Linked DNA regions of Homo sapiens: region 2 is linked to region 1. Evidence: chromatin loops called from intact Hi-C (ENCODE). Cell type or tissue: ovary. All regions are shown on one strand. Each heading gives the region's core, and the rest is flanking DNA. Links, peaks and the distances in the headings are about the cores only. Region 1 overlaps TIALD (transcript inducer of AURKA lysosomal degradation). Region 2 overlaps SETD1B (SET domain containing 1B, histone lysine methyltransferase).

What was found. Peaks named below come from ENCODE experiments on the same cell type or tissue, not always from the same donor. Only the 100,000 strongest peaks of a DNase experiment are listed, where the experiment ranks them.
Region 2: a loop joins it to region 1, with 1.8 times the contacts of the local background. A loop is called at or near these places in 52 of 110 quality-filtered maps.

Annotation. Positions count from the first base shown.
Region 1 is chr12:121,864,022-121,880,050 of GRCh38, forward strand. It overlaps TIALD (transcript inducer of AURKA lysosomal degradation), which reads left to right. Exons shown (of 3, transcript XR_002957437.2): 3 at 10,174-10,316. It also overlaps a transcript of HPD not described here. Among named protein-coding and RNA genes, the nearest start is that of HPD, 13 kb to the left of the region's middle. RefSeq lists a silencer at 12,442-12,736. In ovary, for the core only: no CTCF peak of the experiment used is centred there; a DNase peak (open chromatin) is centred at 8,690.
Region 2 is chr12:121,813,428-121,829,456 of GRCh38, forward strand. SETD1B (SET domain containing 1B, histone lysine methyltransferase) reads left to right here. Exons shown (of 17, transcript NM_001353345.2): 7 at 679-1,503; 8 at 3,606-3,867; 9 at 3,943-4,277; 10 at 4,372-4,477; 11 at 5,977-6,468; 12 at 9,063-10,322; 13 at 11,773-11,939; 14 at 14,092-14,223; 15 at 14,308-14,427; 16 at 14,506-14,643. Among named protein-coding and RNA genes, the nearest start is that of SETD1B, 17 kb to the left of the region's middle. RefSeq lists an enhancer at 673-1,179. In ovary, for the core only: no CTCF peak of the experiment used is centred there; no DNase peak of the experiment used is centred there.

The sequences.
Region 1 (16,029 bases), core at 6,542-11,541:
ATTTGAGACCAGCCTGGCCAACATAGCGAAACCCTGTTTCTACTAAAAATACAAAAAAAAAAAAAAAAAAAAAAATTAGCTGGGCATGGTGGTACACACCTGTAATCCTAGCTACTCAGGAGGCTGAGGCAGGAGAATCACTTGAACCCGGGAGGCAGGGTTCATTGAGCTGAGATCGTGCCACTGCACTCCAGCCTGGCGACAGAGCAAGACTCTGTCACACAAAAAAAAGAAAAAATATCTTATTAAAGCCAGGTACAGTGGCTCATACCTGTAATCCCAGCACTTTGGGAGGCGGAGGCAGGAGGATCACTTGAGGCCAGGGGTTCAAGACCAACCTGGGCAACCTAGTGAGACCCTGTCTCTACAAAAAGTTTAAAAAGTAGCCGGCTATAGTGGTGCATGCCCGTAGTCCCAGCTACTCAGGAGGCTAAGTGGGGAAGATCTCTTGAGCCCAGGAGCTTAAGACTGAAGTGAGCTATGATTGTACCATTGTACTCCAGCCTGGGCAACAGAGGGAGGCCCTGACTATTAAAAAAAAAAAAAAAATGGCCGGGCGCAGTGGCTCACGTCTGTAATCCCAGCACTTTGGGAGGCCAAGGCAGACGGATCACGAGGTCAGGAGATCGAGACCATCCTGGCTAACATGGTGAAACCCCGTCTCTACTAAAAATACAAAAAATTAGCCAGGCATGGTGGCAGGCGCCTGTAGTCCCAGCTACTTGGGAGGCTGAGGCAGGAGAATGGAGTGAACCCGGGGCGCGGAGCTTGCAGTGAGCCAGGATTGCACCACTGCACTCCAGCCTGGGCGACAGAGTGAGACTCCGTCTCAAAAACAACAACAACAACAACAACAACAACAAAAAACTCCTGTTATAGACAATACCCACATTAATTCCCATCCTCAATTTTAAGGCTATTATCACTTCCACTGGTTCATCTTAGGGTAGAAAATATTATAAACGTCTGGGCATATTGGCTCACGCCTGTAATCCCAGCACTTTGGGAGGCTGAGGTGGGTGGATCACTTGAGGTCAGGAGTTCGAGACCAGCCTAGTCAACATGGTGAAACCCCGTCTCTACTAAAAATACAAAAATTAGCTGGGCATGATGGCGGGCACCCGTAGTTTCGGCTACTCGGGAGGGTGAGGCAGGAGAATCGCTTGAACCTGGGAGTCGGAGGCTGCAGTGAGCTGAGATCATGCCAGTGCACTCTAACCTGGGCGACACAGCGACACTCTCTTTCTTTCTTTCTTTCTTTCTTTGAGACAGAGTTTCGCTTTTGTTGCCCAGGCTGGAGTGCACTGGCATGATCTCAGCTTACTGCAACCTCCGCCTCCCGGGTTCAACCAATTCTCCTGCCTCAGCCTCCCAAGTAACTGGGATTATGGGTGCCCGCCACCACACCCGGCTATTTTTTGTATTTTTAGTAGAGATGGGGTTTCGTCATGTTGGCCAGGCTGGTCTCACACCCTGACCTCACGTGATCTGTCCGCCTTGGCCTCCCAAAGTGCTGGGATTACAGGCATGAGCCACTGTGCCCAGCCACGACACTCTCTTTCAAAAAAAAGGAAAAAAAAAAAGAAAGAAAATATTATAAACAAAGTAATCTAAAGTAATCTAAGTATCCATCAACAGGAGATTGGCTTAATACAATAAAACATTAACTATTAAAAATAATCAAGAGGCTGGGTGTGGTGGCTCATGCCTGTAATCCCAGCACTTTGGGAGGCCAAAGCGGGAGGATCACCTGAGGTCAGGAGTTCAAGGCCAGCCTGGGCAACATGGCGAAACCCCATCTCTACTAAAAAAATAAAAAGAGCTGGGCGTAGTGTTGGGCGCCTGTAATCCCATCTACTCGAGAGGCTGAGGCACAAATTGCTTGAACCTCAGAGGTGGAGGTTGCGGTAAGCCTAGATTGAGCCACTGCACTCCAGCCTGGGCAACAGAGTGAGACTCTGTTTTTTAAAAAACAAAGCAAAACAAAACAAAAAGGTGGGGCGCCGTGGCTCACGCCTGTACTCCTAGCACTTTGGGAGGCCGAGGTGGTTGGATCACGAGGTCGGGAGATCGAGACCATCCTGGCTAACACGGTGAAACCCTGTCTCTACTAAAAATACAAAAACAAAATTAGCCAGGCATGGTGGCAGGCGCCTGTAGTCCCAGCTACTCGGGAGGCTGAGGCAGGAGAATGGTGTGAACTCGGGAGGCAGAGCTTGCAGTGAGCAGAGATCTTGCCACTGCACTCCAGCCTGGGGGACACAGCGAGACTCCGCCTCAAAAAAAAAAAAAAAAGAATAAATAAACTTTCTAGATGTTCTAGATGGTGATGGGAAAAAGCTCTAAGATATGTTACGTTTAAAAAAAAAAAGGCACGGAGCAGTGTATATAAGTTACCATTTGTGTAAAAAAAAAACCCCACAGTTTACAGATGGTTTTAATTTTGTTCTTACAGTTTATTTGAATTTTCCACAGTACAAAACATGCCAACGGTTCTCAGCCATTTGACGGAGTTTAAATAAAGAGAACCAATGCAACCTTGCCATTTGGAATCTTCTGCTGTTGGGAGCACCCCAAGCTTAGTGACTTCAGGGTTTATTTCATACTTCTCTGCACATCTAGTTGGCCTTTCTGGTTCTGCAGCAAAGTCTATTTACATGTTTTACATCATAATTTACATGATTTAAGATTTTGTAAATATGGCTTCTATTTGTTGAGCTATAACTTACACAGAGTGAAATTCATAGAACTGTACACTGAAAAGAGTATTTCAGCGTACAGTTCTATGAATTTTGAAAACATATACAGTTGCATAACTATGACCTCAATCAAGATACAGGACAATTCCATTACCCCAAAATGTAATCACCACAAATCCACCCTCGCTGTGCACCTTTGTCCTCAATCCACCCTCATCCCAACCCCTGGCAACCACTGATCTATTTTCTTTCCTTACAGCTTTGCCTTTTCTAGAATGTCATATAAATGAATCAAGCAGTATGTAGCCTTTTCAGTCTTGCTTCATTCACCCAACAAAATACATTTGAGGCCGGGTGTGGTGGCTCACGCCTGTAATCCCAGCACTTTGGGAGGCGGAGGTGGGCAGATCACCTGAAGTCAGGAATTCAAAAACCAGTCTGGCCAACATGGCAAAACCCCATCTCTACTAAAAATACAAAAATTAGCTGGGTATGGTGGCACGCATCTGTAGTCCCAGTGACTCAGGAGGCTGACGCATGAGAATCGCTGGAACCCAGGATGTGGAGGCTGCAGTGAGCCAAGATTGCACCACTGCACTCCAGCCTGGGAGACAGAGAGAGACCCTGTCTCAAAAAAAAAAAAAAAAAATTGAGATTCATCCACGTTGATGCTTGCATCCAGACTTTACTTTCTTGTTTTTCTTTTCTTTTCTTTTTTTTTTAGACAAGGTCTCACTCATTCTGTTACCTAGGCTGGAATGCAGTGGGACTACAGGCACACACCAACATGACTGGCTAAATTGTTTTTTTTGAGACGAATTCTCACTCTGTCACCTAGGCTAGAGTGCAGTGGTGTGATCTTGGCTCACTGCAACCTCCACCTCCCAGGTTCAAGTGATTCTCCTGCCTCAGCTTCCCGAGTAGCTGGGATTACAGGTGCACATCACCATGCCTGGCTAATTTTTGTATTTTTAATAGAGACAGGGTTTTGCCATGTTGGCTCGGCTGGTCTCTAACTCCTGACCTCAAGTGGTCCGCCTGCCTCGGCCTCCCAAAGGGAGGGACCCCTGGGATTACAGGTGTCAGCCACCGTGCCCGACACCACTGGCTAAATTTTTGTTTGTTTGTTTGTAGAGTCAAGGTTTTGCTATGTTGCCCAGGCTGGTCTTGAACTCCTGGCTTCAAGAAATTCTCCCACCTTGGCCTCCCAATATGTTGGCATTATAGGTGTGAGCCACAGTGCCCCGCCCAAACTTTGTTTCTCTCTATTGCTGAGCAGTGTTTCATTGTATGCTTGTGCCAGAGTTTAATACTGCTCATTGGCCAGGCACAGTGGCTCATGCTTATAATGCCAGCACTTTCAGAGGCTGAGGCAGGAGGATCACTTGAGCCCAGGAGGTCAAGGCTGCAATGATCACTTCACTGCACTCCAGCCTGGGTGACACAGCGAGACCCTGTTCCCAAAAAAATGAAAACCCAAACAAACAACACTGCTTAGTTGCTTTCTGTAATCAGCCTATTAACAAATCAAGGGAGAATGAGTCTTGGTTACAAAACAGAATACAAATGTGAAGGGTTAGAGAACAGAAGCTGGGCAATACACTTCCTCATCTTTTTTTGTTTTGTTTTGTTTTGTTTTTTGAGACGGAGTCTTGCACTGTTGCCCAGGCTGGAGTGCAGTGGCGCGATCTCGGCTCACTGGCCTCAAGTGATCCTCCCGTCTCAGCCTCCCAAAGTGCTGGGGTTACAGGTGTGAGTCAACACACCCAGCCCTTTGCCTGTCTATTTCTTTCTTTTTTCTTTTTTTTTTTTTTTTTGAGATGGAGTCTTGCTCTGTCCCCCAAGCTGGAGTGCAGTGGCAAAATCTTGGCTCACTGCAGCCTCTGCCTCCCAGGTTCAAGTGATTCTCCTGCCTCAGCCTCCTGAGTAGCCTGGGATTACAGGCCTGTGCCCCCATGCCCAGCTAGTTTTTATATTTTTATTAGACATAGAGTTTCACCATGTTGGCCAGGCTGGTCTCAAACTCCTGGCCTCAAATGATCCACCTGCCTCAGCCTCCCGAAGTGCTGGGATTACAGGCATGAGCCACCATGCCCGGCCCCTTTGCCTATTTCTTAATCGAATTATAGTCTTTTTATTATTGAGCTATAAGAGTTCTCTTTGTTTGTTTTCTTACTTTTGAGGCAGACTCTCGCCCTATCATCCAGGCTGGAGTGCAAGTGCAGTGGCACGATCATATTTCACTGTAACCTCAACCTCCCTGGCTCCAGCGATCCTCCCAGCTCAGCCTTCCAAGTAGTTGGGACTACAGGCATGTGCCACTGTGCCCAGCCAATTAAAAACAATTTTTTGGCTGGGTGTGGTGGCTCATGCCTGTAATCCTAGCACTTTGGGAGGCCGAGGCGGATCACTTGAGGTCAGGAGTTCGAGACCAGCCTGGCCAACATGGTGAAACCCTGTCTGTACTAAAAATACAAAAATTAACCGGACATGGTGGCAGACGCCTATAATCCCAGCTGCTCAGGAGACTGAGGCAGGAGAATCGCTTGAACCTGGGAGACGGAGGTTGCAGTGAGCCAGGATCGCGCCATTGCCCTCCAGCCTGGGTGACAAGAGTGAAACTTCGTCTCAAAAAAAAAAAAAAAAAAAAAAAATTGGTGGATATGGGGTCTCACTATGTTGCCCAGGCTTGTCTTGAACTCCTGGGCTCAGGGGGTCCTCCCGCCAAAGTACTGGGATTATAGTCATGAGCCACTGGTGTGGAAAGAGTTCTTAATATATTCTAGATATAAATCCCTTATCGAATATATTTGGAAGTATTTTTTCCCCATTTTGTAGGTTTTCACTTTTTTTTTTTTAGTGCAGTGGCTCTCGGCCCACTGCAACCTCTGCCTCCTGGGTTCAAGAGATTCTCTTGCCTCAGCCTCCTGAGTAGCTAGGATTAAAGGCGCCCACCACCAGGCCCAACTAATTTTTGTGTTTTTAGTAGAGACAGGGTTTCACCATGTTGCCCAGGCTGGTCTCAAACTCCTGACCTCAAGTGATCCACCCACCTTGGCCTCCCAAAGTGCTGGAATTACTGGCGTGAGCCACCATGCCTGGCCTTCACTTTCTTAATTGTATTATTTTTAGTGCAACAGCTTTTAATTTTGATGAAGTCCAGCGTATCTACCTGTTCTTCAGTCACTTGTGCTTTAGTGTCCTAAGAAGTGGGCTGATTATTATTATTATTATTATTTTAGAGATGGGGTCTTCCTGTGTTGCCTAGGCTAACCTTGAACTCCTGGGCTCAAGCAGTCCTTCTGCCTCGGCCTTCCACAATGCTGGGATTACAGGCATGAACCACCACACCCAGCGTAAGCTGATTTTTTTTTTTTTTTTAGCTTAAAAGGAAAAAATCTTCTGCAGAAGGAACATGATTCACCAGATGGTTACCTCTGGAGGCAGCACACTTTTTCAAAATAATTAAAATAATGTTAACACAAACTAAATTCCCATTTTCTGGTCACTTTGTTTTATGTGCCAGGCACTGTACTAAGCACATTCCATGCTCTGCTCTTTACTCATTAAATCCACAACAACCCTGTTAAGTAGGTGCTCTCATATCCCCATTTCACAGATTAGAAGATGGAGGCTTACTAGCTAGGTGTGGTGGCGCATGCCTGTAATCCCAGCTACTAGGGAGGCTGAGGCGGGAGAACCACTTGAACCAGGAGGCGGAGGTTGCAGTGAGTGGAGATCGTGCCACTGCACTCCAGCCTGAGTGACACAGTAAGACTCTGTCTCAAAAAAAAAAAAAAAGAAGGCAAGGATGGGTGATCTCATTGTCAGGGGGTTTAGATTTTATCTTTGAGACAATAGGGAGCTATTGAAGGTTTTTTTTTTTTTTTTTTGAGACAGAGTTTCACTCTTGTTACTTAGGTTGGAGTGCAATGGCGGGATCTCAGCTCACCACAACCTCTGCCTCCTGGGTTCAAGCGATTCTCCTGCCTCAGCCTCCTGAGTAGCTGGGATTATAGGCATGTGCCACCACACCTGGCTAATTTTGTATTTTTAGTAGAGATGGGGTTTCTCCATGTTGGTCAGGCTGGTCGTGAACTCCCGACCTCAGTTGATCCGCCCGCCTCGGTCTCCCAAAGTGCTGGGATTACAGTCATGAGCCACCGCACCCGGCCTATTGAAGGTTTTATAGTAGAGATGCAACGTGATCAGAACATTAAAGCTTGCTCTGCTCTAGGTGAGCACAGGGAAGAGAGCTGGGCTGGAAACCCAGCTGCCCAGAGCTGCTGTGCCATTGCCCAGTGGCCTATTTGTGATTCTCCATTAGGTTTGGGGAAGATAAGTAAACCAAGAAGCTTTACATTTAAAAATTGGATCTAGGCTGTAATCCCCTCACTTTGGGAGGCCGAGGCAGACAGATCGCTTGAGCCTAGGAATTCAACATGACCCTGGGTAACATGGCAAAACCCCATTTCTACAAAAAAAAACCCCAAAATCAGCCAGGTGTGGTGGGGCACACCTGTAGTCCTAGCTGCTCAGGAGGCTGAGACGGGTGAATCGATTGAGCCCAGGAGGTTGAGGCTACAGTGAGCTGTGATTATGCCACTGCACTCCAGCCTGGGTGACAGAGTGAGACCCTGTCTCAATTAAAAAAAAAAAATGCATCTAAAAGCAGTCAAATAGCCCTGTGCTCTGCTTCCTGCAATCTACAACTGGAGACTCCCAAACAGGCAGAACTAGTGAGGATTCAGAGGCAGAAGTCCATGGACAGAACCTCACCCCTCCCCTGCCAGGCCCCACAGCTCTCCCAAGCAAGGGCAGCTGGGACCAGAGCAGGTGAAGGCTGGCCCGGGTGCCCAGCTAGTCTTGTTATCAGGGCTGGTGATCCTGGGCAGGGCCACTTAGGTGGGGCTGGTCTTTATCTCTTGAGGTACAGAGCCCATGTGTCTGAGCTTTGTGGTGACAGGAAGCTGTATCACCAGGCACCAGTGATGGCTGGGAGGGACCAGAGAGTTGGTGGCACGGGACATAGGACCCCTGGGCTCTGAAGACTGTGTAATCTTGGGCCACTCCTGGCATCCTCTGAGTCTTAGTGTCCTAACTGTGCAAGCCAGGGAGCACTGGAGCTGGTGTGGACCGTAGGATGTCCTCTGTTCCTGGCACCGGGGCATTGAGGAGTGTCCTGGAGATTTCTTTTCTCTCTTTTTTTTCTTTTTGAGATGGAGTCTCGGGCTGGGCGCGGTGGCTCACGACTGTAATCCCAGCACTTTGGGAGGCCGAGGCGGGTGGATCACAAGGTCAGGAGTTCAAGACCAGCCTGGCCAAGATGGTGAAACCCCGTCTCTACTAAAAATACAAAAAAAAAAAAAATTAGCTGGGCGTGGTGGTGGGCACCTGTAATCCCAGCCACTCAGGAGGCTGAGGCAGAGAATTGCTTGAACCTGGGAGGCGGAGGTTGCAGTGAGCCAAGATCACGCCACTACACTCCAGCCTGGGCGACAGAGCGAGACTCCTCTCAAAAAAAAAAAAGAGATGGAGTCTTGCTCTGTCGCCCAGGCTGGAGTGCAATGGTGCACTCCCACTGCAACCTCCGCCTCCCAGCTTCAAGTGATTCTCCTGCCTCAGCCTCCTGAGTAGCTGGGACTAACAGGAGCCCGCCACCAGGACCAGTTAGTTTCTTTTGTATTTTTAGTAGAGACGGGGTTTCACCATGTTGGCCAGTCTAGTCTTGAACTACTGACCTCAAGTGATCCACCTGCCTCAGCCTCCCAAAGCATTGGGATTGCAGGCATGAGCCACCGTGCCTGGCCTAAAATTTCTTGTCTCTCCAGCATCCACTCCTGTTCTCATAACAGCGTCTCCCTTCTCCATCCTTTCCCTGCTCCGTTCATGTCGTTTGGGTGGGGCATGTGAGCCAGGACTGGGCAGTGAGAATCCCTGTGATTGGTTCAGGGCTGGGCACCTGGCCAGAACTGGCCATATGGATTTGCTCTGGATCTTCTGCTTGAGAAAAGAGGCTCACTCTGAGCTCTGAGTATGCTGCACTGATCCAGTGGTGCTGCGGGGGCCAACCCTGAGTCAGCTGAAGGAAAACATGCTTGTATATAAAGCCAGAACAGAGAAACCAGAGCTGAGAGAAGATAGGCTGATTCCTGATGTCTGAGCAACTTGTTCCAGGCAGAAACAAGCTCCTGGATGAGTCAAACCTTTTTCCCTTTTGCTTAAGCTAGTTTGAGTTGGGTTTCTGGCATTTACAACCACTGGTGCTGACAAACACAAAGAAAGAAACAATAACACCACCACCATCTGTGAGCATGTATTCACTGTCAAGCACCGAGGTAGGGATCATGGGGATTGTCTGTTCCACAGGGAGGTAGTACTTGATCATTTTGTTTGCATTTGCTGGCACACATAAAATAAAGTTGACTGATTTTAGCAGTTTTTATTATTATTTTAAAACTCTCTGCAGACATTGCATCCCTGTGGTAGATTCTACTGTCCATAACCCTTCAAGGAAGGCCTCAATGCCCAGCTGTAGGGAGACTGGTTGGCTGTCACCTCCTATCGGATCTGCCTCAGCTGTAGAGACTTGGCCACAGCTTTCCCAGAGCAGCCCACTTTTTGTGATTGAGCAAGGGAGTAGAGAGGCTGGTCCCTTTCAGCCCAATGGGGGTGACTCTGACCAGTGAGTCTGTCTCCAGGGCCCCGGTAGGGCTGGCCAAGGCCTTGTGGAGTCTCCACCACTGAGTTCTCCTTCTCCCCAGTCCAGCCTCCTCTGCTTCCTTTCACTGATGTGGATCCTTAAAATCATTTTATGGCCGGGCGCGGTGGCTCACGCCTGTAATCCCAGCACTTTGGGAAGCTGAGGCGGGCGGATCACAAGGTCAGGAGATCGAGACCATCCTGGATAACACCATGAAACCCCATCTCTACTAAAAAAATACAAAAAATTAGCTGGGCGTGCTGGCGGGCGCCTGTGGTCCCAGCTACGCGGGAGGCTGAGGCAGGAGAATGGCGTGAACCCGGGAGGTGGAGCTTGCAGTGAGCCGAGATCGCGCCACTGCACTCCAGCCTGGGAGACAGAGACTCCGTCTCAAAAAAAAAAAATCATTTTATGGCCAGGCATGGCGGTTCACGCCTGTAATCCCAGCGCTTTGGGAGGCAGAGGCAGAGGATCGCTTCTGTCCAGGAGTTCAAGGCTGCAGTGGGCTATGATTTTGCCACTGCACTCCAGCCTGGGTGACAGAGCAAGACCCTGTCTCAAACAAAACAACAGCAAGAAAAAAATCTTGCACCCTAAGCTCTGTCTCATCCTCTGCTCCTAGACAACCCAACGCATGACAGCTCCCTTATGACTTGTACCTGATGGGGTGGGAAAGAGGTGATGGAGGCAGCACCCCCCGGTATATGCCACGGCTAAGCACTGTGCCCATTTTATCTCTCAGCTTTCTATTTTTCTCCTCTCATTTTGCAGATGAGGAACTTGAGATTCAAGAAGAGGAAGAATTGCCCAAATAACTTGTTCTTTGTGGCTAGAAAATGCTTACATGGAACTCACCAGGCCACATTCATATTACTATGTTTGTGATCATCCAAACATAAAACCAGTTCCTAGGCCGTGTGCGGTGGCTCACATCTGTAATCCTAGAATTTTGGGAGGCCGAGGTGGGTGGATCACCTGAGGTCAGGAGTTCGAGGCCAGCCTGGCCAACATGGTGAAACCCCCATCTCTGCTAAAAATACAAAAATTAGCTGGGCGTGGTGGCGGGCGCCTGTAATCCCAGCTACTTGGGAGGCTGAGGCAGGAGAATCGCTTGAACCTGGGAGGCAGAGGTTGCAGTGAGCCGAGATCACGCCATTGCACTCCAGCCTGGGCAACAAGAGCAAAACTCCATCTCAAAACAAACAAACAAGCAAACAAACAAAACCAAAAACAGTTCCTGCTTCCAAGATTTTAAGGCATTAACATCCATTTGGGAGATGTGTGCATGTGAAACATCCATTTGGGAGACACCTGAAACATCTGAACTTTCTTTGTCACTTTCTTTTTTTTTTTTTGAGACGTAGTTTCGCTCTTGTTACCCAGGCTGGAGTGCAATGGCACGATCTCTGCCCACCGCAACCTCTGCCTCCCGGGTTCAAGCGATTCCCTTGCCTCAACCTCCCGAGTAGCTGGGATTACAGGCATGTGCCACCACATCCGGCTAATTTTGTGTTTTTAGTAGAGAGGGGTTTCTCCATGCTGGTCAGGCTGGTCTCGAACTCCCAACCTCAGGTGATCTGTCTGCCTCAGCCTCCCAAAGTGCTGGGATTACAGGCGTGAGCCACCGTGCCTGGCCTTGTCACTTTCTTAAGTCTAAAACAAGGCCTGGCAAACATTTTCCATAAAAAGCCATATGGTAAATATTTCTGCTTTGTGGGCTATCAGGCCTCTGCTGAAACTACTGTAGCCTGCAAACAGCCACAGACAATAGGTGAACAAATTGGTGTGGCTATGTGCCAATAAAAACTTATTTACAAAAACAGTCAATGAGGGAAAAAACAGACAGTGGTCCAGATTTAGACCAAGGGCCATGGTTTACCCACCCCTGCCTAGGCAATCAACAAAACAGTAACCTTGGTTTGTAGCATTTCCTGAATTCTGTGGTGTAGATACTCTGTATGGTCAATTTCTTTTCTTTTTTTTCTCCCCCTTTTTCTTTCTTTCTTTTTTTTTTTTTTTTGAGACATGGTCTCACTGTGTCACCTAGACCGAAGTGCAGTGGCTCAATCTCGGCTCACTGCAACCTCCATCTGCCAGGCTGAAGCAATCCTCCTACCTCAGCCTCCCAAGTAGCTGGAATTATAGGTATGTGCCACCAAGCCCGGCTAATTTTTGAATTTCTTATATAGACAGGGTTTCACCATGTTGCCCAGGCTGGTGGCAAACTCTTGGGCTCAAGTACACTGCCCACTTCGGCGTCCCAAAGTGTTGGGATTACAGGCATGAGCCACTGCACCTGGCCGGTATGGTCAATTTCGAGTATCAACATGAAGTCATTGAACTTGGGGTTAAGCTAAGTACAGTACATACCAAACGGATACAAACAGAAGTAAATAACCCCAAAAGCACAGATGAGGCTGGGTACATTGGCTCACATCTATATTCCCACCATTTTGGGAGGCTGAGTCTGGAGGATCATTTCAGTCCTGGAGTTCAAGACCAGCCTGGGCAACAAAGCAAAATCCCATCTCAAAAAGAACAGAGTAGAGAAGAGAAGAGACAGCATTGGTGATACTAAAACTTAGTAAAAATGATTAGGAAGTTGAGGCCAGGCGTGGTGGCTCACGCCTGTAATCCAGCACCTGGGAAGGCCGAGGTGGGAGGATCACCTGAGGTCAGGAGTTTCAGACAGGCTTGGTCAAAATGGCGAAACCCCATCTCTACTAAATATACAAAAATTAGCTGGGCGTGGTGGCGGGCGCCTGTAGTCCCAGCTACCTGAGAGGCTGAGGCAGGAGAATCGCTGGAACCCAGGAAGTGGAAGCTGCAGTGAGCCAAGATTGTGCCACTGCACTTGAGGCTGGGCCACAGCGAGACTGTGTCTAAAAAATAATAATAATAAAAACTGGCCCACAAACTTCCTGGAGAATTGACCGTGGGCTCTCCTGAGTGAATAGGAGCTACTTCCCTGCTTTCGTTGCCTGAGGTTTAGAGGTGGGAGGCCCCCATGATAGGGAAAACAGCCACCAGGGAGGCCGAACAGCTGATACGGGATCAAGGCCCGGGGTACATCAAAGGGCTTTTCCTTCCTCTCAGGCTAAATTACCATCACGTCAGTAGCTCCATCACTTGCATAAGCGGAGGGTAAGGTTACTCAAGCCCAGCCATCGATCCCTTTCAGGCTGAACCTGTGTCCTCATCATCCAAAGTCCCCATGCTTGCATACGTCTCCCACCCTTCAGTTTGGAGCACTGACTTTCATCGTTGGCAAGGGCAATGGGGAGTTCTCTTTGGCCTCTGATTTGCTGAATTGCCTTCAATACATGGCTTAACCTCTCTGAACCCCCATCCCCATTTCCGAGTCTTAGGAAGAACTGTGGCAGGGCGCGGTGGCTCATGCCTGTAATCCCAGATCTTTGGGAGGCTGAAGTGGGCTGAAGTGGGAGGATCACTTGAGGTCAGGAGTTCGAGACCAGCCTGGCCAACATGGTGAAACCCCGTCTGTACTAAAAATACAAAAATTAGCCGGGCATGGTGGTGCACGCCTGTAAGCCCAGCTACAAGGGAGGCTGAGGCAGGAGAATTGCTTGAACCCAGGAGGCGGAGGTTGCAGTGAGCCAAGATTGCGTCACTGTACTCTAGCCTGGGTGACACAGCAAGACTCCATCTCCAAAAAAAAAAAAAAAAAAGAACTGTTATGAGTCTCTGTTACCTACAGGGATAGAAGTGAGTGACTACATGTCCAGTGCTTTGCATGCAACACAACCACCCTGTGAGGGAGGTATTATTCTACCCATTGTACAGTTGAAGAAACTGAGACTCAGAGAAGCTAACTGGCTCATACTAGTAGGTAGAGTTGGGATTCATCTCTCCTTACCCCAAATCCTAGTTTTTCATCCTTTCTGGTGTGCCTTACTGCCTCTAGAGCCCCTCCAGATTTTTACAAATGAGAGGGGTGTGAGAGGCTGCTGGCCACAGACCTGAAACCTAAATGTGCCAGGAGAGCAACAGAGAAGAGCTGGGTGAGGTTGGGCGCGGTGGTTCACGCCTGTAGTCCCAGCACTTTGGGAGGCAGAGGCAGGTGGATCACTTGAGGCCAGGAGTTCGAGACCAGCCTGGCCAACATGGTAAGACCCCCATCTCTACTAAAAATACAAAAATGAGCCGAGTGTGGTGGCACATGCCTGTAATCCCAGCTACTCAGGAGGCTGAGGCACCAGAATAGCTTGAACTTGGGAGGTGGAGGTTGCAGTAAGCTGAGATCGTGCCACTGCGCTCCAGCCTGGGTGACGGATTGAGACTCTGTCTCAAAATAATAATAATAATAAACAGAAGAGCTGGGTGGGATTGGGGAAAGCTGCATCCCACCCCCACACTCTGCCAACGAGGGCAGTAACTTAGCTCCAGACAGTTGTTGCCTGTGGGTACATGGGCCTGGTGTGGCCGGATTTTGTTCAAAAGAAGTTAGCAATGTGAATTTTTATGTGAAATCCTTTGATTTGAAGATTGTCTTGTTTTGAATTCTATTTGTATGAAATATCCAGAATAGGTAAATCCACAGACCCACAGTGCAGACTGGTGGCTGCCGGGCTCTGCGGGGAGGGAGGAAGGGAAAGTGACTGCTTAAGGAGAATGGGTGTCCTTTTGGGGTGATGGAAAGAAGTATTCTGGAACCAGATAGAGGTGGTGGTTGCACAACATTGTGAATTACTAAATGCTGCTGAATGTTTTCACTGTTTTGTGACTCTCATCTCAATAAATTGAATTGGTTTTAAATTTTTCTTTATGATTTTGTGCGTTTTTAGATATTGGGAAATAGCATTTTTATTGAAGATGAGTATACATGGAGAAGTGCATAAGTGTATAGCTCTGAATTGTCACAAACAGAACACACCTGTTTAACCAGCTCAGCTATGTGGTTTTTTGTTTGTTTTGTTTTTTTATTGAGATAGTCTCACTCTGTCGCCCAGGCTGGGGTATAGTGGTATGATCTTGGCTCACTGCAACCTCTACCTCCTGGGTTCAAGCAATTCTCCTGCCTCAGCCTCCCAAGTAGCTGGGATTACAGGCGTACGCCACCACGCCCGGCTAATTTTTGTATTTTTAGTAGAGATGAGGTTTTGCCATGTTGGCCAGGCTGGTCTCAAACTCCTGACCTCAAGTGATCCACCCACCTCAGCCTCCCAAAGTGTTGGGATTACAGGCATGAACCACTGTGCCCAGGTTACAGATATGTGTTTTGGTTTTTCGTTCTTTTTTTTTTTTTTTGAGACAGGTTCTCACTCTGTTGCCCAGGTTGGAGTGTAGTGACACCATCATAACTCACTGCAGCCTCAAAATCCTGGGCTCAAGTGATCCTCCCACCTCAGCCTCCCCAGCAGCTGGGACTACAGGCATGTGCTACCACACCAGGCTATTTTTTTTTCCTTTGGCAAAGATGGGGGTCTCACTATGTTGTCTCGGCTGGTCTCAAACTCCTGGGCTCAAACCATCCTCCCGCCTTGGCCTCCCAAAGTGTGGAGATTACAGATGTGAGCCACCATGACTGACTTATTTTGTTCTTTAATACATAACTTATAGGCCGGGTGAGGTGGCTTCTGACTGTAATCCCAGCACTTTGGGAGGCTGAGGCGGGTGTATCGCCTGAGGTCAGGAGTTTGAGACCAGCCTGGCCACCTTGGCGAAGCTCTGTCGCTACTAAAAATACAAAAATTAGCCAGGCGTGGTGGTGGGCACCTGTAATCCCAGCTACTCAGGAGGCTGAGGCCAGAGAATTGCTTGAACCCAGGAGGCGGAGGTTGCAATGAGCCGAGATTGCACTCCAGTCTGGGCAACAAGAGGGAAAATCTGTCTAAATAAATAAATAAATAATTAATTAAAAAATAACTAATACAACTTGGTTGGGGCGGGGTGGGGGGATGAAAATACACATAATTAAGAGGAAAAAAAAGTAAAGAAAACAAGCCTACTGATAATCCTTCATCTACAGACAACCACCTTGGATGATCTGGGAATGCCCACCCAGACTACTCTTTTCTTTTCTTTCCTTTTCTCTTCTGTTCTCTTCTCTTCTCTTCTCTTTTTTCTTTTCTTTTCTTTTCTCTTATTTGATGGGGTCTTTCTCTGTTGCCCAAGCTGGAGTGCAGTGGTGTGATCAGCTCAGTGCAGCCTTAAACTCCTGGGCTCAAGGGATCCTCCCATCTCGGCCTGAGTAGCTGGGACTACAGGCAAGCACCACCATGCCTGGCCCACACAGACTACTTTCTAAAAATGTATAAACATATATAGATATGACAAGATATACAGATAATGATACATATGATTTGATACTTATGCTAATTTTTTTACATATACTTTGTAAACACTTTTGTCATGGCAATAAATACACATGTTCACCTGGTGTGTGTATATGTGTGTGTTTCATTGAAAAGCTATACTGGGTGGGGCCAGGTGCAGTGGCTCATGCCTGTAATCCCAGCACTTTGGGAGGCAGAGGTGGGTGGATCACTTGAGCCCAGGAATTCGAGACCAGCTTGGACAATGGCCAGAACAGATCTCTACAAAAATTTAAAAATTAGCTGGGTGTGGTGGTGTATGTATATGGTCCCAGCTATTGGGGAGGCTGAG
Region 2 (16,029 bases), core at 8,983-13,982, 48 kb before region 1:
GAGAGCACAGGCTGCAGAACCACTTCCTGGTTCAAATCCCGGCTCCATCTCTTCTTGGCTGTGTGGCCTTGGGCAGGTTACTTAAATTCTCTGTGCCCCAGTTTCCTCGTGGGGCAAAAATGGAGTTGAAAATAGGGCTGTTCTGAGGATTAGCTGAGTTAATAAATGTGGAGCGTTTAGAAAGGCCCTGGCACATAAGAGACACTATGGAAGTGGCAACTATTTCTGCACACAAGTTGCAACAGAATCTCTGAAATTGCAACAGTTTCATCCTCTGTGCCCCACCCGTCTCCCTGCCTTCTTTCTCTCCCTCACGTTTCCCGTATTCACCCTCATCATCCTTTTGCCTTTTCCTGCTGGCTCCGCTCCACAAGAGTAAGATGTTTGCCTGCCTCTTCAACTTTGTGTCCCCAGCACCTAGACCAGTGCCTGGCACACAGGTACTGAGCAAATGTTTGTTGAATTGGAATGAATGAATGAATTCTAGTGGTAACTCCATGAGGCAGGGACTATGATGCCCATTTTGCAAATGAAGACGCTGAGGCTTGGAGAGGCTGAATGGCTTGCACTGGGTCACACAGCTGGGAGTGCCACTGATTGCTAGTCTTGCAGAGGGGACTCCGAGAGCCCCTTGGCCTTCCAGACTCACCTCACTGTCTCTCCCTGCTCTCTCTGCAGGGCCAGCAGTCCTCAGGCGAGGACATGGAGATCTCGGATGACGAGATGCCCTCGGCCCCCATCACCAGCGCTGACTGCCCCAAGCCCATGGTGGTGACCCCAGGAGCGGCAGCCGTGGCAGCCCCTTCTGTGCTAGCCCCAACCCTGCCGCTGCCCCCGCCACCTGGCTTCCCCCCGCTGCCCCCCCCACCACCACCACCCCCACCGCAGCCTGGCTTCCCCATGCCCCCACCGCTGCCCCCACCGCCGCCCCCACCCCCTCCAGCCCACCCTGCTGTGACAGTGCCCCCACCACCCTTGCCAGCGCCGCCTGGAGTCCCGCCCCCACCCATCCTGCCACCACTGCCCCCCTTTCCGCCGGGCCTGTTCCCTGTGATGCAGGTGGACATGAGCCACGTGCTGGGTGGCCAGTGGGGCGGCATGCCCATGTCCTTCCAGATGCAAACGCAGGTGCTCAGCCGGCTGATGACGGGCCAGGGCGCCTGCCCCTACCCGCCCTTCATGGCCGCTGCGGCCGCCGCTGCCTCAGCTGGGCTCCAGTTTGTCAACCTGCCGCCCTACCGGGGCCCCTTCTCCCTGAGCAACTCCGGCCCAGGCCGCGGGCAGCACTGGCCACCACTGCCCAAGTTTGACCCGTCAGTGCCTCCACCAGGCTACATGCCACGCCAGGAGGACCCACACAAAGCCACGGTGGATGGCGTCCTGCTGGTGGTCCTCAAAGAACTCAAGGCCATCATGAAGCGTGACCTGAACCGCAAGATGGTGGAAGTGGTGGCTTTCCGGGCCTTTGACGAGTGGTGGGACAAGAAGGAGCGGATGGCCAAGGTGGGTGGGTGGGTGCAGGGCTCTGCAGGGTGGCTGTGGAGGGGGGCAGGTCCCCAGCCGGGCACCTCCTCTTTCCCTGAGACTGTTAACTGGAAACGCTGCCGTGGACCCCACTATGGGAGCTCCATTTCATGTGGCCACTTTCAAAGTTCCGCAAACTGTGCTCCACTTCAGCAGCCACTAGATGCACACGGCTCTTTGAATTTAAATGAGTGGCCAGGCATGGTGGCGTACACCTTTAATCCCAGCACTTTGGGAGGCTGAGGTGGGAGGATTGCTTGAGCCTAGGAGTTCAAGATCAGCCTGAGCAGTATAGCAAGAGCCCATCTCTAAAAATAAATGTGCAAATTAACTTAAATGAATTAAAACAGAGTAAAATTAAAACTCCTCCTTTGTACATGCCACATTTCAAGTGCTCGGGAGCCACAGGTGCCTAGTGGTAGTACACAGGATAGCTGGTGCAGACTGCCCCCCCCGCCCATTGCAGACAGCTCACAGCTGCGACTCCCTTTGAACTTGACTCCCCTCACCTCCCCTCATGCCGCCTTTTACACGGAGCCCTGTCTTGGACCACTTTTTTCCTTTTTTTGTTTTTTTGAGACAGGGTCTCGCTGTATCGTCCAGGCTGGAGTGTAGTGGCGCAATCATAGCTCACTGCACCCTCAACCTCCCTGTGCTCAAGGGATCCTCTCACCTCAGCCTCCAAGTAGCTGGGACTACAGGCATGTACCACCACACCCAGCTAATTTGTGTGTTTTTCTGTAAAGACAGAGTTTCACCACGTTGCCCAGGCTGGTCTTGAACTCCTAGGCTCAAGTGATCCTCTGCCTTTTGGGCTGGGATTATATGCGTCAGCCACCGCTCCTGGCCTACTTACTATTTTCTTTTCTTTCTTTTTTTTTTTTTTTTTTTTCGGAGATGGAGTCTCACTCTGTCACCCTGGCTGGAGTGCAATGGCGTGATCTCAGCCCTCTGCAGCCTCCACCTCCTGGGTTCAAGCGATTCTCCTGCCTCAGTGTCCTAAGTAGCTGGGACTATAGGCACCCACTACCATGCCTGGCTGATTTTTGTATTTTTAGTAGAGATGGGGTTTCACCTTGTTGGCCAGGCTGGTCTCGAACTCCTGACCTCAAGTGATCCACCTGCTTCAGCCTACCAAAGTGCTGGGATTACAGATGTGAGCCACTATGCCTGGTCTCTTTTTTCCTTTTTAACATATTATTTGCCTGTTTGCAATCTTACAGGTAATCTAAAATTACTTATTTTCTCCATAAGAGAGAACTTTTTCTTGAATACTTTAAACTCCCCTTAATCCCTCCCCTCCACCCCATTCCCCCCTGCTCCCCTCCCTCGACCGTGGTTATGAGTTTGAGTGTCCCCTGGAGCCTGCTTTGGGAAATGCTTGCTTTCTGCCACAGAGGTAAGCAGCACTTGTCAGAGCCTGTTTGTCATCCGTTTAACTGGGCAGTAAAATTAGAATGAACCGTCTGAAATCACTGATACACAGCTCTTTATGGTTCAGCCAAATTATACTGACCCTACAGTAACAGCTAATAGCTATTCCATTCACAATTTGAATAAAAAGAGCCACCAGGCCTCATGTGCCCTGCACCTTGCAAAGCTCTTCATGTGGCTCGTTTTGTTAATTCTCACAGCATCCCTTTGAAGGCAGAGCATTTCAGAACCACAGGGGCAACCCCTTAGTGAGCAGTGAAATAAAGCCAGTAGGTCCTGTTTTTAATGCATGGGAAGAGAAGAGAAAATGGGATAGTGTAAATCTTACCTTGTGAAGGTGGTGTTGCACAGATGTGTCCCTATGGTGTAGTTTTTGGATTGTCTGCAAAGTGCAAAGGCCACTGTTGTAAGGAAGGCAGGTACAGTAGTCCTATTCTACAGGGGAGGACATTGAGATCTATGAGGCAGAGCGGTGCTCTAGAGCCTCGTGGGTAACGGCATAGTGTGGCCAGGTGTGTAGGGAATGAGGATGCAGTTACCTGTGGTGGCTGTTACTGCCGAGTGGAAGGCAGGTAGCCTGGGGAGGGCTCCCTGCAAGGGTTGGTGGTGCCAGAAGCGGTGACGGTCCCCTCCTGTCTCCACCCCAGGCCTCGCTGACCCCGGTGAAGTCGGGCGAGCACAAGGACGAGGACAGGCCGAAGCCCAAGGACCGCATCGCCTCGTGCCTGCTGGAGTCATGGGGCAAGGGCGAGGGCCTGGGCTACGAGGGCCTGGGCCTGGGCATTGGGCTGCGTGGGGCCATTCGCCTGCCCTCCTTCAAGGTCAAGAGGAAGGAGCCACCAGACACCACCTCATCTGGCGACCAGAAGCGGCTGCGGCCCTCGACCTCTGTGGATGAGGAAGATGAAGGTTCGTGCTCTGGGTGCTGGGGTCCCCTTCTTCCGCATCCCCCCAGCCCAGCTCTGACTCCCTCCCTTCCTGCAGAGTCCGAGCGAGAGCGAGACCGGGATATGGCAGACACCCCCTGTGAGCTCGCCAAGCGGGACCCCAAGGGCGTGGGTGTGCGGCGGCGGCCGGCGCGGCCTCTGGAGCTGGACAGTGGTGGGGAGGAGGACGAGAAGGAGTCATTGTCGGCGTCCTCGTCCTCATCCGCGTCATCATCCTCGGGGTCCTCAACCACCTCACCCTCGTCCTCGGCCTCCGACAAGGAGGAGGAACAGGAGAGCACCGAGGAGGAAGAGGAGGCGGAGGAGGAGGAGGAGGAGGAAGTCCCCAGGAGCCAGCTCTCCTCCTCCTCAACCTCATCCACATCAGATAAGGTGCCTAGCAGGCCAGGAAGCCTCAGGGGGCCGGGCCAGGCGACGAGGGCCAGACCCTTCGGCTCACCTGTCCCCACTCTTCCTTCTCCCCCAGGATGACGACGATGACGACAGTGATGACCGGGACGAGTCTGAGAACGATGACGAGGACACAGCCCTGTCAGAGGCGAGTGAGAAGGACGAAGGGGACTCGGATGAAGGTGAGCAGGGAGGCCGTGGCTGCCTGGCCCTCCCGGAGTCCCTCTTTCCCCGGGGCAGAGCCTGAGCAATTGTCAGAAATACTTCTGAGCCAAAATGTTGTGCTTTTGAGACGTTACCTTGTTAAAACACACACACAGGGTGGCGTACGGTTCCATCTTCAGGGAGTGCCGTGAACATAATGGCATGTCCATAGAAATAGAAAGCAGGTCTGTGGTCCTTAGGGCTGGGGAGCCCGGTGTTCAGGGGGGCTTGCTCAGCCTACATGGCTTCCTTTTCAACTGATAAAAATACTTAGGGACCAGATCGAGGTGGTGGTTGTGCAACATTACAAATGTACTAAATGCTGCTGGAATTATCACTTTGTAACGAGCAGTTGGCCGGACGCAGTGGCTTACACCTGTAATCCCAGCACTTTGAGAGGCCTAGGCGAGTGGATCACCTGAGGTTAGGAGTTCGAGACCAGCCTGGCCAACATGGTGAAACCCCGTCTCTACTAAAAATGCAAAAAATAGCCAGGCGTGGTGGTGGGCACCTGTAATCCCAGCTACTTGGGAGGCTGAGGCAGGAGAATTGCTTGAATCCAGGAGGCAGAGGTTGCAGTGAGCTGAGATCATGCCACTGCACTCCAGCCTGGGTGACAGAGTGACACTCCACCTCAAAAAAAATAATAAATAAAATTTTTTTTACAAAGTGAGCAGTTTTTGGCTGGGCGCAGTGGCTCACGCCTGTAATCCCAGCACTTTGGGAGGCCAAGGCAAGTGGATCACGAGGTCAACAGATCGAGACCATCCTGGCTAACACGGTGAAACCCCGTCTCTAATAAAAATACAAAAAATTAGCCGGGCATGGTGGCAGGTGCCTGTAGTCCTAGCTACTCAGGAGGCTGAGGCAGGAGAATGGCGTGAACCCAGGAGGCGGAGCTTGCAGTGAGCCGGGATCGCCCCACTGCACTCCACCCTGGGCGACAGAGCGAGACTCCGTCTCAAAAAAAAAAAAAAAAAGTGAGCAGTTTTCTGTTATGTTAATTTTACCTCAGTTTTTAAAAGCGACTACTAGCGGCCGGGTGTGGTGGCTCACTCCTTTAATCCCAGCACTTTGGGAGGCTGAGGCAAGTGGATCACCTGAGGTCAGGAGTTTGAAACCAGCCTGGCTAACATGGTGAAACCCTGTCTCTACTAAAAGTACAAAATTAGCCGGGCGTGGTGGTGCATGCCTGTAATCCCAGCTACTTGGGAGGCTGAGGCAGGAGAATCGCTTGAACCCAGGAAGTGGAGGTTGCAGTGAGCCGAGATCGTGCCACTGCACTCCAGTCTGGGCAACAAGAGCAAAACTCAAAAAAAAGAAAAAAAAGACTCCTAGTGAACACATGCCCCACACACATATCTGAGGGCCGTGTTCAGCCTGGGTGCCACCAGTTTGAGGCCATTGGTGAGGGGTCTGGTGGGGGCTGGGGCACAGCGGGTCCTCAGGCAGCCCCTCGTCTGTGTCCCCCATCCAGAGGAGACAGTGAGCATTGTAACCTCCAAGGCCGAAGCCACGTCGTCCAGTGAGAGTTCCGAGTCTTCTGAGTTTGAGTCAAGCTCCGAGTCCTCGCCCTCATCCTCGGAGGATGAGGAGGAGGTAGTGGCCAGGGAAGAGGAGGAAGAAGAGGAGGAGGAGGAGATGGTGGCCGAGGAAAGCATGGCTTCTGCAGGCCCTGAGGACTTTGAGCAGGACGGGGAGGAAGCGGCTCTGGCCCCGGGGGCACCTGCAGTGGACTCGTTGGGCATGGAAGAGGAGGTGGACATCGAGACTGAGGCTGTGGCCCCTGAGGAGCGGCCCTCCATGCTGGACGAGCCCCCCTTGCCTGTGGGTGTTGAAGAGCCAGCGGACTCCAGGGAGCCGCCTGAGGAACCAGGCCTGAGCCAGGAAGGGGCCATGTTGCTGTCTCCAGAGCCCCCTGCCAAGGAGGTGGAGGCTCGACCCCCATTGTCCCCTGAGCGAGCTCCAGGTAACACCTGCAACCCCCTGGGAGGGTGGTGGGAGGGAGGCAGGAAGTCCTCACTGTCAGAATCAGCCCGGGCTTCCTGGGGTAGATCGCTGACCGTCCCCAGCCTCAGTTTCCCGTGTAAAACGAGATCAGCCGGTTGTGCCTCCCTCGAGCGAGATGAGGTGTTGGGTGCCAGCACTGAGCCTGGCACTGCATGGATCAACCCAAAGGGGAACGACTGCTATTTTTCAGTCCTCACTGCCAGCGTTTCCCTGGTGGCTTGGTCCTTGGACCATCAGTCCCATGAGATGCTCCCCAAAAGGAGGATGGGTGTCCATGGTCACTTGAGTGACAAGTCGGTGGGGTAGGCCCTGGGGTGCTGGGCCAGGTGAGGGCTGCAGGCATTGCCCCCTCCGGCATCGTGATGCTGCTGCACAGAGCATATGAGAACTCTAACTGCATGGCCAGTAGAACTTTCCACAGTGATGGCAGCGTTCTCAGGCTGTGCTGTCCAGCACTGTAGCCTTCAGACACAATGTTGCTACCAAACTCTTGAAACGTGGCCAGTGGCACAGTGGAACTGAATTTATAATAGTGTTCAATTTATTTTGGCTTACATAGATAGCTGCATGTGGTTAGCACCTACCTCTTTTTTTATTTTTATTTTTATTTTTTTTGAGACATAGTCCCGCTCTGTCACCCAGGCTGGAGTGCAGTGGCACGATCTCGGCTCACCGCAAGCTCCGCCTCCCAGGTTCACGCCATTCTCCTGCCTCAGCCTCCAGAGTAGCTGGGACTACAGGCACTCGCCACCACACCCGACTAATTTTTTGTATTTTTAGTAGAGATGGGGTTTCTCCGCGTTAGCCAGGATGGTCTCGATCTCCTGACCTCATGATCCACCCACCTCGGCCTCCCAAAGTGCTGGGATTACAGGCGTGAGCCACCATGCCCGGTCCTAGCACCTACCTTTAATAAGTCCTTCAGGAAAGGATTACAGCTGCCCCTGTACATTGAACACATGGCTAGGGCCCACGGACATGCAGTTTTCAACCAAATATGGACGGAAAAGACCGGTGGGATGCGAAACCCACTGTATATGGAGGGCGATCGCCTATACGTGGGTTCTGCAAGGCAGACTACAAGCTTTGAGTATGTGCAGATTTAGGTATACCAGGGAGTGTTAGAACCAATTCTCTGTGTGTATTGAGGGACGACTGTGTTTTGTTTAATGTAATGTATTTTGTTTTGTTTATTCCACCATTAACCACAGTCTTTGAACATTGACTCAATACTAAGCCTCTATTGTGTCCCTGCTATTATTTTAGGCAGTAGCAATGCAACAGTGGACCAAACAGACAAAAATATCTGCTCCCACGGAGCAGGGGAACAGATGACAACAGATCAATTAGAAAATGAAAAACAGGTGGCAGGCTCCTGTAATCCCAGCTACTTGGGAGGCTGAGGCAGGAGAATTGCTTGAACCCGGGTGGCAGAGGTTGCAGCGAGCCGAGATCGTGCCACACTGCACTCCAGCCTGGGCGATAGAGTGAGACTGTCTTAAAAAAAAAAAAAAAGAAAGAAAAAGAAATGTGCCGGGCGCGGTGGCTCACACCTGTAATCCCAGCACTGTGGGAAGCCGAGGTAGGCAGATCAACTGAGGTCAGGAGTTTGAGACCAGCCAGGCCAGCATGACGAAACCCCATCTCTACTAAAAGTACAAAAAATTAGCAGGGCGTGGTGGCACGTGCCTGTAATCCCAGCGGCTTGGGAGGCTGAGGAAGGAGAATTGCTTGAACCTGGGAGGAGGAGGTTGCAGTGAGCTGAGATTGTGCCATTGCACTCCAGCCTGGGTGACAGAGTGAGACTGTCTCGAAAAAATAAAAATAAAATAATGTAAAAATAGAAAATGAAAAAGATGTATTCTGTGGTCGGGCATGGTGGCTCACATCTGTAATTCCAGCACTTTGGGAGGCCAAGGCTGGCGGATCACTTGAGGCCAGGAGTTCAAGACCAGCCTAGGCAACATAGAGCCCATCTCTACAAAACATTTAAAGATTAGCTGGGCGTGGTGGCACATTCCTGTAGTCCCACCTACTCAGGAGCCTTAGGCAGGAGGATCCCTTGAGCCCTGGCGGTCTAGGCTGCAGTGACCGTGATCATGCCACTGCATTCCACCCGTCTCAAAAATAAAAAAATAAGTAAATTCATTAAAAAATTAAGAAGTGTATCCTGTGACAGTGGAGATAAGTGCTAGGAAAAAAATCCTTGAAGGCTCCGACAAGTCCTGCAGAAAAGAGACTTGTTGAATTTTATTCAGTCATAGAGCAGATTTTCTTGGGCCACAGGGACTTTGTTCTGAAGACGTAGTATGAAAGGCTGGAATACATGTCTCCTGCATCTGTGATTTAGCCTAGCAACATTGATAAAGCACATACTGTGTGCCTGACACTGGGTTGGGCGCTGAGGAGTCCTTGAGGGGTTTAGCTGGAGAAGGACAGGTCCCGTGCTCAGACTCAGGGCTGTGAGCCTGCCAGGTATGGAGCACAAAATAAGGCACTGAGAGACGTTTGGATTGAATAGTAAATGTCTCGTGTTCGCTCACCTCTCTGCAGAACATGACCTGGAAGTGGAGCCGGAGCCCCCTATGATGCTCCCCTTGCCGCTGCAACCACCATTGCCGCCCCCACGACCACCCCGGCCACCCAGCCCACCGCCGGAGCCTGAGACCACAGATGCCTCACACCCATCTGTCCCTCCGGAGCCCCTTGCCGAGGACCACCCCCCGCATACTCCAGGCCTCTGTGGCAGCCTGGCCAAGTCGCAGAGCACAGAGACGGTGCCAGCCACACCAGGCGGGGAGCCCCCGCTATCAGGGGGCAGCAGTGGCCTGTCCCTGAGCTCTCCGCAAGTGCCCGGCAGCCCCTTCTCCTACCCAGCCCCGTCCCCTAGCTTGAGCAGTGGGGGCCTCCCTCGGACACCTGGCCGGGACTTCAGCTTCACACCCACCTTCTCCGAGCCCAGCGGGCCCTTGCTCCTGCCCGTCTGCCCACTCCCCACTGGCCGACGCGATGAACGCTCCGGGCCCCTGGCCTCCCCGGTGCTCCTGGAGACGGGCCTGCCCCTCCCTCTGCCCCTTCCCCTGCCCTTGCCCTTGGCATTGCCCGCCGTCTTGCGGGCCCAGGCTCGTGCGCCCACCCCGCTGCCACCCCTGCTGCCCGCCCCCCTGGCCTCTTGCCCTCCCCCAATGAAGAGGAAGCCGGGCCGGCCCCGGCGATCCCCACCATCTATGCTCTCCTTGGATGGGCCCTTGGTCCGACCACCAGCAGGGGCCGCCCTTGGAAGGGAACTCCTGCTCCTGCCGGGCCAGCCACAGACCCCCGTCTTCCCCAGCACCCATGACCCCCGGACGGTGACCCTGGACTTCCGGAACGCGGGGATCCCAGCCCCTCCACCACCCCTTCCCCCCCAGCCACCCCCACCCCCACCTCCCCCACCTGTAGAGCCCACCAAGCTGCCCTTTAAGGAGCTAGACAACCAGTGGCCCTCCGAGGCCATTCCTCCGGGCCCCCGTGGGCGCGATGAGGTCACTGAGGAATACATGGAGTTGGCCAAGAGCCGGGGGCCGTGGCGCCGGCCACCTAAGAAGCGCCATGAGGACCTGGTGCCACCTGCGGGCTCGCCCGAACTCTCGCCACCCCAGCCCCTCTTCCGGCCCCGCTCGGAGTTTGAGGAGATGACCATCCTGTATGACATCTGGAACGGTGGCATCGATGAGGAGGACATCCGCTTCCTGTGTGTCACCTACGAGCGACTGCTACAGCAGGACAATGGCATGGACTGGCTTAACGACACGCTCTGGGTCTACCATCCCTATATCCTGCTGGCATGGGGGGCTCTGCACCTTCTGGGATGCAGGAAGTCCCTGCTCACCTCTCTGGGCCCCACCACCCAGTCTGTAGCAGCCCGCGGTGCCCATGAAGGTGACAGCATGCACCACCGTCACTTCCCAAGCAGGGTTTGTGTCCCGGCACCATGCCAGGCTCCCGAGTGAATCATTGGCACGTTTTAAGGACTCCCTCTGCGCCAGGCCCATCTCACCCCCAGAGTTAGCAGGTCTCAGGGTCACATGTAACAGCAGTGCCGTGCAGCTTAACAGCACACACGGGCGCAGGGCCTCCTTGTCCTGTCCCCTTCATAACCTCAGGTAATCCCGGTAGCCTGGTGAAGATGGGGGCTATGATTCCCATTTTACATATGAAGAAGCTAAGGCTCAGAGAGGTTCAGTGACCTGTCCAAAGACACAGCTACAGGTGGCAGAGTTGAGATTTGAACCCAGGCAAACCTGGCTCTAGAGTCCAGGCTCTTCACCACCAGGCTTTCATGAGGCTTGGCTGTTCACATAGGCCAGTGAGGCTAGACCTCTCATTATCCCTGCTGTATTAGACTGATTTGTGAGCACTCAGTTTGTGTCAAGAGCTCTGCTCAAGTGCCGGGCACCATGGCTCACAGCTGTAATCCCAGCACTATGGGAGGCTGAGGCGGACGGATCACTCGAGGCCAGAAGTTTGAGACCAGCCTGGCCAACATGGCAAAACCCCATTTCTACTAAAAATACAAAAATTAGCCGGGTGTGGTAGCACATGCCTATAATTCCAGCTACTCTGGAGGCTGAGGCAGGAGAATTGCTTGAACCCGGGAGGCACAGGTTGTAGTGAGCCAAGATCGCACCACTGCACTCCAGCCTGGGTGACAGAACAAGACTCTGTCTCAAAAAAAAAAAAAAACTCTGCTAAGGACCATAAGCATATTTCATCACTTGCAGAGAGGCATCACTGTCACCCCAATTTACAGATGGGAAACTGAGCAGAAAGTTGTTAAAACACCCAGCACTTTGGGAGGCCGAGGTGGATGGATCACTTGATCTCTGGAGGTTGAAGCCAGCCTGGGAAACATAGCAAAACCCCATCTCTACAAAAAAAATCCAGAAATTAGTTGGGTGTGGTGGCGCACGCCTGTAGCCCCAGCTGCTCAGAAGGCTGAGGCTGCAGTAAGCTGAGATTGCACCACTGCACTCGAGCCTGGGCAACAGGAGACCCTGTCTCAAAAAAAAAAAAAAAAAAAAAGACACCTAGAGCCATGCAACTAGGTATTGACCGTCAGCAGGGTTGGTCAGCGGGCAGCCACGTGGAGGTGGCATGGGAGTGGGCAGTAGAACTGGACATCGCTGTCCCTGAAGGGTGGTCTGAGGATGGGCGGGACCAGTCTATGAAGGGACCAGAAGGGGCTCTCAGAATGTCCATGTGGCCCTTGACCCACACCCACCCACCAGCCTCTCTTCAGCTAAGAAGAAGAAACGGGACGATGGCATCCGCGAGCACGTGACGGGCTGTGCCCGCAGTGAGGGCTTCTACACCATCGACAAGAAGGACAAGCTCAGATACCTCAACAGCAGCCGTGCCAGCACCGATGAGCCCCCCGCAGACACCCAGGTACTGCCAGGGCTCCTGGACACATCAGAGCCTGCTGGGCTGGGCCACGGGGATCCAGGGCACTCATGGAGGGGTGCCAGGCAGAGGGAGGAGTTGTGAGGCCAGAGGGGCTGGCACACAGAGGGTGCAAGTGGAAGGGGAGAGGCGGGTGGGCGGGGCCTAGGAGAAGGAAGGAGTTTGCCTTAGTCCCATGGGCCCTGGAGCACCTCCAAAGGGTTTAATTAGGGATGTGACGGAGCTGTATTTCCGCAAGTTCATTCATTTTTTGTTTTTTGCTTGGGTTTTTTTTTTAGGGGGGGACAAAGCCTTGCTCTGTCACATAGGCTGAAGTGCAGTGGCACAGTCTCAGCTCACTGCAACCTCTGCCTCCTGGGTTCAAATGATTCTCCTGCCTCAGCCTCCTGAGTAGCTGGGATTACAGGTGCCCACCACCATGCCTGGCTAATTTTTTGTATTTTTAGTAGAGATGGGGTTTTGCCATGTTGGCCAGGTTGGTCTCGAACTCCTGACCTCAAGTAATTCGCCTGCCTTGGTCTCCCAAACTGCTGGGATTATAAGCATAAGCCACATCGCATGGCCTCATTCATTCTTTTTTTAATCCAGTAAATATCTGTTGAGTACATGCTGTGTACCGGGCACTGTTCTGGGTCTATAGCAGTGAACAAAACCAAATCCTATTCCTCGTGGAATTTAATTATTTATTTTTATTTTTAAATTAAAAAAAAATTGAGACGGGGTCTCACTCTGTAGCCCAAGCTGATCTGGAACTCCTGGGCTCAAGCGATCCTCCCGTCTCAGCCTCCCAAAGTGTTGAGATTATAGGTGTGAGCCACGGTACCCAGCTGGAATTTATATTTTAATGGGGACTCATAGGAAATAATCAAGTGAAGAAAGAAGCACGTAATTCCAGGCAGGGAAAATGCGATGGAGAAAACAGGAGAGGGGTTAGGGATTACCAAGTCAAAGGGGAGTCAGAGAGGGTCAGACCCAGGCGAAGTGTGGGAAGGCGCCATGTGGATGCCAGAGAGACTACAGAGAAGTGAAAAAGCGACTTCCATAAAAAGTTAAAACCAGAGAGGGGCTCACTGACCCCAGCAGGCCTCCCTAGGACAGCAGCAGTGCAAAGGCCCTGAGGCAGCAGGGAGCTCCATGGTGTGAGGAAGGGAAGGGAGAGGCCACTTGTGGGAGAGACAGCACAGGCCACCAGGGTCGGGGGTACTGTGGTGGTAAGTGACCTGTCTCCTGGGGTGACAGGCAGCAGAGGGAGGTTGTGAGAGGAGCTGGGGTGGTGTGGAGCTGGTGCAGGGGTCCTGAGGGCAGACTGTTCGGGTTGCTGCGGTTTCCAGACCGGATGTGCCGGACTTAGCTGGGCCGCGAGGAGCCATTAGCTGTGGAAGAATATGAGGAAGTGGGATGGACAGGACCAGGGCTGGCCTGGGTACAGGAGACAGGGATGGGCGGGGGGTGACAGCCCAGGGTGTGGCTGGGGTCGGGGGTGCTGGGAAGCTGGACACCAGGCCTGAGATGGGGAGGCTGATATGCTATCACCACGAGGCAGCTTGAGTTCTGCGGGTTCTGAAAACACCCAGGCAGAGAGGTCTTGGTGGGCATGTGGGTATGGCGGAGCTTAGGATGGGGATCTCCGGCCCGGGGACCTAAGTGTAGGCATCGCCAGGAGAGAAGTGGTGACTGAAGGTCACAGCAGGGTGACCTCACCTGGGAGGGCACTTGGGGCAGAGGCCTGGGATGCTCCAAAGGTTAATGGCTGGGGCAGAGGCCCAGGGAGGCCAAGAGCAGGACGTGACACAAGGGTTTCGGAAGGATCCCCGATTTTGAACGCTTGTGGGGTGAGAGGGGTCTGGGTGAGAGCCAAGGAGGGGGTCAGGGTAGACAAAACTTTCGGCTGAAATGGGGAAAAGACAGCGCCAGGCAAGAGTGAGTCTCGTCGTTTTGAAGATAGAAGGAGCTTGAGACGCTCAGATACTGATGGGATGGAGGAGGCAGGGAAGCGGTGACAATTAGGGACCGACAGGTGTGGAGAAGCCCAGAGCAAGGAGCCCAGGACACTGGGGATGACAGAGATCCAGAGCCTAGGGTGGGACCGCCGAGGACACGGCCAGCTCCGCTGAGCCCCGCACACCGTCCACTGCAGGGCATGAGCATCCCAGCACAGCCCCACGCCTCCACCCGGGCAGGCTCGGAGCGGCGTTCGGAGCAGCGCCGCCTGCTGTCCTCCTTCACTGGCAGCTGTGACAGTGACCTGCTCAAGTTCAACCAGCTCAAGGTGAGGCCGGGCTTCACCCAGATCGCCGGGGTGGCGGCAGGACCTGAGACCGGGGCTCACCTCTCCCCCTCTTCCCTCCCACAGTTCCGGAAGAAAAAGCTCAAGTTCTGCAAGAGCCACATTCACGACTGGGGCTTGTTCGCCATGGAGCCCATCGCGGCTGACGAGATGGTCATCGAGTACGTGGGCCAGAATATCCGTCAGGTAGGCACCGCCCGGCAGGATGGGCACCGGGGTGGGCATGGGGCCGGCCCAGCCAGACTGACCCCCTTTTGTGGCCAGGTGATCGCAGACATGCGGGAGAAGCGTTATGAGGACGAGGGCATCGGGAGCAGCTACATGTTCCGGGTGGACCATGACACCATCATCGACGCCACCAAGTGCGGCAACTTCGCGCGCTTCATCAACCACAGCTGCAACGTGAGTGCCCAGCGGGGGGTGGCCCCTGCCCCTGCTCCTGCCCCTGGCCCTGCTTCTGTGCCAGGAGGGCCTGGAAGCCCCGGCACGGGAATCAGCTCGGCCTCCTTCCCAAGCTCAGGTTGGCCAAGGGTTATAGGGAGAGGAGGACATGTGAGGTCTTTTACCAGGAGCTCTACTCCTCTGAGCCTCAGTTTCTCATCTGTCAAATGGGCATAGTGAGACTTCTGTGGCATTTAGAGGACTCAAAGAAGTGGTTGGTTCAGTTCATTGGTAATTTCGGAGTTATTTCTCTGCGTTAGCCTTTTCTCCGTGCCTTCATTGGTCAGGCTCAGTCCTGCTCGGGCCGAGCTGTCCACTAGAACTTTCTGCAAGGGGGAGGTGCACTGCGTGCATCTGTGCTGTGGGTTAGCCACATGTGTGGTGGTGAGCACTGGAAATGTGCCCAGTGCATCTGGGGACCTGAGTTTTAAATTTTATTTCATTTTGATGAATTTAAACTTAATTAGCTTGTGACGACTGTATTGGGTGGTGCAGGCCTAGAGGGGAGGGACACTGATAACAGGGATTTGAGTGCTGAAGGAAGAGCACAGGAAGCTCTGAGCAGGAGGCAGGCATGTTCCGGGGTGGATGCCCCTGACTTTGGGTTCAAGTCTTGGCATTGCAGCTTAGTGAGTTACTTAATGTCTCTTATGCCTGAGTTTCCTTGTCTGTAAAACAGAGACAATAACAGTCTCTCCTTTTAGGTTGTTGGGAGGGCCACATAGGTGGGTCACTGCACGTGGGCCATTTGAGTGCTGGCCAGGCCAGTCCTCAGCGCCTGCTGGCTCTCTTCGTTGTGACTTGATCCTTGCCTGGGTGGTAGGGACTTTCCTGTGAATATCCGGGGAGATCTGAGGGGTGAGAGGGAATTGCCCAGGGGAAGCGGTGCTGGGGCAAGGGGAACTGCGTGTTCAAAGGCCCTGGGGCAGTTGGGAGAACACCTGTTTGAGAGATAGCAAGGGAGGCAGTGGGCATGGGGTGGGGTAAGAGGATGGGGTGGGCAGGGCTGAGGGTGGCCAAGCTGAGGAACTAAGTTTCTCTGAGAGCCAAGGTCGCTGGAAGGTTGGAGCCATCGGGCAACAGGTTCTGCTATCCCTTTGGAAACGTTTCCCTGGCTGCTGGGGCAGGAGTGGATTTTTTCAGGGGTGAGAGTGGCCAAGGGGGCTGTAGCAGGCGGGTGAGCAGTGATGGGGGCCTGAGCGTGGCTGGTGGCCCCAGAAGTGGAGAGCAGTAGACACAACCAAGAGGCCCTTCCGGGACTGAACTCACCGGCCCTGGTTGGGGCCAGATCTGGACTGAAGGAGGCAGGGAGGCAGATGCTCTGGGGCCTGGGTGTGTGGTGCAGCG